Linked DNA regions of Homo sapiens: region 1 is linked to region 2. A link is a loop called in an ENCODE intact Hi-C map of the cell type or tissue named here. Cell type or tissue: sigmoid colon. All regions are shown on one strand.

Region 1 (2,500 bases), 100 kb after region 2:
AGGGTCTAACTCTGTTGTCCAGGCTGAAGTATAGTGGCACGATCCTAGCTCACTGCAGCCTCAAAATCCTGAGCTCAAGCGATTCACCCCCCTCAGCCTTTTAAATAGCTGGGGCTATAGGTAGACACCATCACACCTGGGTAAATTAAAAAAAAATTTTAAGAGAAAGGGCTTGGCTATGCTGTCCAGATTGCTCTCAAACTCCTGGGCTCAAATGCTTTTCCTGCCTTGATCTCCCAAAGCACTGGTATTGCGAGCATCAACCAGCACACCTGGCCTCTAGGATATTTTTTGTATATTTGATTCTGCCTTTACAATCACCTTGTCTAAAATAGGTTTTAGTATCTCCTTTTTGGAGAGGAAAACCCCCTCAGCAATTCAGAGGAGTAAAGAAACTTTCCCATGGCTACTTAATGATCATTGTACAGCCAGAATTCAGCATGGATGGAACTGGAGGTCATTATGTTAAGTGAAATAAGCCAGGCACAGAAAGACAAATACTGCGTGTTCTCATTCATATGTGGGAGCTAAAAAATTTGATCTCAGGACAATAGAGAGTAGAATGACAGTTACCAGAGGCTGGGAAGGGTGGGAGGTAGTGGATGAGAGCCTCATTAATGGGGACAAAAATACAGTTAGGTAGAAGGAATGTGTTTTTTTTTTTTTTTTTGAGAGTCTTGCTCTGTTGCCCAGGCTGGAGTGCAGTGGTGCTATGTCAGCTCACTGTAACCTCTGCCTCCCAGGTTCAAGCGATTCTCCTGCCTCAGCCTCCCGAGTAGCTGGGACTACAGGCACCCGCCATCACGCCTGGCTAATTTTTGTATTTTTTAGTAGAGACGGGGTTTCACCATATTGGCCAGGGTGGTCTCAAACTCCTGACCTTATGATCCGCCCGCCTCGGCCTCCCAAAGTGCTGAGATTACAGCACAGTGGCGTGAGCCACTGCACCTGGCCAGGAATAAGTTTTAATGTTCAATAGCAGAGTAGGGTGGTTATCGTTAACCACAATGCACCATATATTTCAAAATAGCTAGAAGAGAGGACTGGAAATATTCCCAGCACATAGAAATGATAAATACTTGAGGTTATAGATATCATAAATACCCTGACTTGATCATCACACATTCTATGCATGTGAAAAAATACTACACATGCCCCATAAATATGTCCAAATATTATGTATCAATAAAAAATAAAAATAAAAACAAAACAAAAGCCAAAAAACAACGCGAATTCAAGTCTGTCTCACTCTTCAGGCTGTGCTTTTGCCTTTAAAACAGAGGTTAGTAACTTTTTTTGCAAAGGGCCAGGAAGAGAATGTTTTATGCTTGGCAGGCTATCAAATCTTTGCAGTAACTCCTCAACCCTGTCATAATAGTGCTGAAGCCGCCATTGCAATGCATAAACAAATGGACATCGATGTATTCCAGTAAAATGTTATTTACAAAAGCAGGCAGTGGGCCGTTGTCACAGGCTAGAGTTTTGACAGCCCCTGCTCTAAATCGCCTCCTTTTATGGGGTCTGGTGCAATCCTGGAGAGGACTCTAGATGGAAAGAAAAACATGTAAGAGGATGTGGATGTGTGGGAGCCTATGATGGCTTCAAGAGATGGAGAGGAATTTGAGGAGATGGGAGCAGATGGTGCTAATCTGAGGTCTGGGAATTGAGGGAACAGAAGATGCTGAGCATGTATTTGGGGCCTGAGTCATCATGGGTCTGCTTGTTGAGCAAAGCTCTACCATGGATCAAGGTCTTTGCTAGGCTTTGAGAGCACCCAATAGAAGGTGAAGATCAGTTCTTGTCTTTGAAAGAGGTGACAATTTGGAAGGAAGAGAGAGACCTGGAAAGAAATGGTAAAAGGGTAAGAGTGCGCAAAGTGTGGAGGCAGTGAAGTTCTGAGTCTGTTACGAGAACACTTTAAGTGAAGTCCCATCATAGGGTATCATTTATGGTGCTTTATTATTATTATTTTTTATGAGACAGGGCCTCACTCTGTCACCCAGGCTGGAGTGCAGTGGAGTGATCTTGGCTCACTGCAGTGTCAACCTTGCTGGCTCAAGCGATCCTCCCACCTCAGCCTCCTGAGTAGCTGAGACTACAGCTGTGTGCCACCACACCCAGCTAATTTTTGTATTTTTTGTAGAGACGGGGTCTCACCGTGTTGCCCAGGCTGGTCTCACACTCCTGGGTTCAAGTGATCCTCCTGCCTCAGCCTCCCAAAGTGCTGGGATTACAGGCATGAGCCATCATGCCTGGCCTCATCCATGGTTCTTGCTGGCCCAGAGACACAATGACCAGATAGAACAAAGCACTGCTATTGGGCAGAGAATCAGAGTCAATGAAACAAATGCCTCAATATCTTTCTCAAGAATTTCTTAAATGTAGACATGCATTTTTGGAGACTGAAGCTGGTACTACTATTTGAAAGAGTTAACACATTCCACTTGGAAGGGAAAAACAACCATGTGGTGACAAAGAATTCGTTCCCTTCTTTGGGTGG
Region 2 (2,500 bases):
AGCTCGATACAGAGAATGCAGAGTCCCAAAGCCGAGTGCAATAGCAGGAAAGGAGAGCTGGGCTTTCCTGATGGGGAACAACTCCATGTTCAGCAGTGTAATGTGCACAGACGTGAAAAGGCAGAAAGAGACATGCCCCAGGAGGAGACAGCTGAAGCAGGTAACTCTAAGAAAATGAAGCAGTCTGGGGAGCCCAACCTGGTTTCTGGAGACTTAATTGCCTTAAGAAAGTACTGGTCCTAGGCCTATGTGGTGGCTCACGCCTGTAATCCCAGTATTTTGGGAGGCCAAGGCGGGCAGATCACCTGAGGTCAGGAGTTCAAGACCAGCCTGACAAACATGGTGAAACTCCATCTCTACTAAAAATACAAAAATTAGCTGGGTGTGATGGCGGATGCCTGTAGTCCCAGCTACTCGGGAGGCTGAGGCAGGAGAATTGCTTGAACCCTGGAGGCGGAGGTTGCAGTGAGCGGACATCGCGCCATTGCACTCCAGCCTGGGTGACAGTGAGACTCTGTCTCAAAAAAAAAAAAAAAAAAAAAAAAAAGAAAGAAAGAAAGTACCGGTCCTGTGGGCCAGGAAGCCCACAGAAAAGATCCTGGGAGGAGGATGTGAAGTACCAGAACCTGGACAGACACTTTGGCTGGAAGACTTGGCTGCTCTGTAGGGAGAAGTGCTTAATTGCACCTGCTTGTCCTGTTGGTTACCTGGTGCTTTCATACTGGTGCACGGGGCTTGTTTAGGAAACTGAATTCCAGGCTGTGCTAAGTGCCCCTCCCTTTCTTTCCATAGCCTCCTTTCTCAAAACTGGCCAGAGATGGAAATGATCTGTGTATGTTTCCATCACTATTCCGTGAATGCCTTTAGGGTACCACAGAACCCAGCACACAGTAGGTGCTCAATGAAAATCTCCTGAATGCTTGGTTTTTCCAAGGCTGGCTTTAGCAACAGTCATTGTCTACTTCTCAGGGCTGACTTGCTGAGTCAGGACCTCAGCCTCCTCATCTGTAAAGTGGTGGGGTTGGACCCAGTGACCCTGAGGGTCCATTTGAGCTCAAATGTCCTATGAGTCTATGATTTTTTGACTTCAGAGTCCAGAAATCTCTTGGATCATGTCCCCTAAGGAGATGCCAGGGTTCCTTTCCAGCTTGCAAACCTGTTTTTCAGCCACAGATGGGCCTCCAGGGCAGCAGGGAAGCCGGGAGCCAAGAGGCTGCCTTGTGCGAGTGAGCGATCTGTGCAAGGATGATTTGTGAGGGCAGAGCGGAGGGCAGCAGGGCTGGGGTTTCCCGGGGCTGCTGGCGCACTCCGACATCTGCTATTTTTCACTCCAGTGAGACTGATTTGCTCCAGATGGGCCCCTGCAGACTGTTTTTGGCTGTGCTGGGAAGTGTGGCGGCTGGCTGTGTTTCATCTCTGAGCCCTCTAAGAGACAGCAGAGCACGTGTTAACTGCTTCAGCTAAAAGGCCAGCAGATTCTACAAGAGGGCCCCAGTTCCAAATGATCCCTTCTGAGCAGATGGATTTTTATTTCCCTGAGGCATTACTCTCACTTCAAAGAAAGGTCTGCTCTGGATCTCATGGAGGAATACCTGGTTTGGTGGGCCTTAGTTAGGAAAAATCTTTCAACTGGAGGGAAGACTGTTTTATTGGGTTAAGTCAGATCTTTGGGTCAGTGTCTGTGGTTCTTCTCCAGCTAACAGAACTTTGACTTTACTGAAGGGGACCCTACCACCTTTCGTAGACTCAAGCTTTACTAGCAAGACCACTTTAGGAAGCTTCCTCTATAAGCCTTAGCTGACTGAGCCCTTCCCTTGGGGGCCAAATCTGGTGACTTTCTGAGTCTTTATTTCACAAAGCTGCTTGACAGAGGATAAAGACTTCCTTGGCCAGGAGTCAGGAAACTTGGTTTGGAAGCATGAACCTGTTGCTTCCTGGCTGAGTGATCTTGGATGGGTTATTTGACTCTCCAGCACCTCCATTTCATTTGTAACTTATGATGCTAGTATCTTTTCAAGGTCTGATGCTCATTGGGTCTATAATTTTCAGTTTTCTCAGAGATAAGCATTGCTGGGAGCAGTGGGGACCAGCCTTTCTAAACATAAAGAATCTAGGGACAATGTCACAGTTTTTGCAAGACCCAAGGACAACTCTTATTTGCATGGACCTTTGTCAGGGCAACCCATAGATACACTGAGCAGTGGTGAGGGTCCTGGATTCTGACCTTGAGGGGCTCAGCCAACAGAGGTGGGCCAATGCGGACCCCTGTAGCACCTTTGGCCTGGGTGGTAGGTGAAGACTTGACTTCCACTGTGGGTTTTTCCTCCACTAACTTTACCAGATAGCTTTTTTTCCTTCTTTCTTTTTTTCCCCTATCTCCTTCATCCTAGTCCATTTGTGCTGCTAATGGACAATACAAAAATACCATAGATGAAGTGGCTTAAACAAAAAGCCATTCATTTCTCACAGCTCTGGAGACTGGAAATTGCTGGCAGATTCG

What was found. Peaks named below come from ENCODE experiments on the same cell type or tissue, not always from the same donor. Only the 100,000 strongest peaks of a DNase experiment are listed, where the experiment ranks them.
Region 1: a loop joins it to region 2, with 8 times the contacts of the local background. A loop is called at or near these places in 1 of 110 quality-filtered maps.

What each region holds. Positions count from the first base shown.
Region 1 is chr7:67,563,722-67,566,221 of GRCh38, forward strand. No RefSeq gene overlaps it. Among named protein-coding and RNA genes, the nearest start is that of LINC01372, 230 kb to the left of the region's middle. In sigmoid colon, no CTCF peak of the experiment used is centred here; a DNase peak (open chromatin) is centred at 1,460.
Region 2 is chr7:67,461,672-67,464,171 of GRCh38, forward strand. No RefSeq gene overlaps it. Among named protein-coding and RNA genes, the nearest start is that of LINC01372, 130 kb to the left of the region's middle. In sigmoid colon, no CTCF peak of the experiment used is centred here; a DNase peak (open chromatin) is centred at 1,320.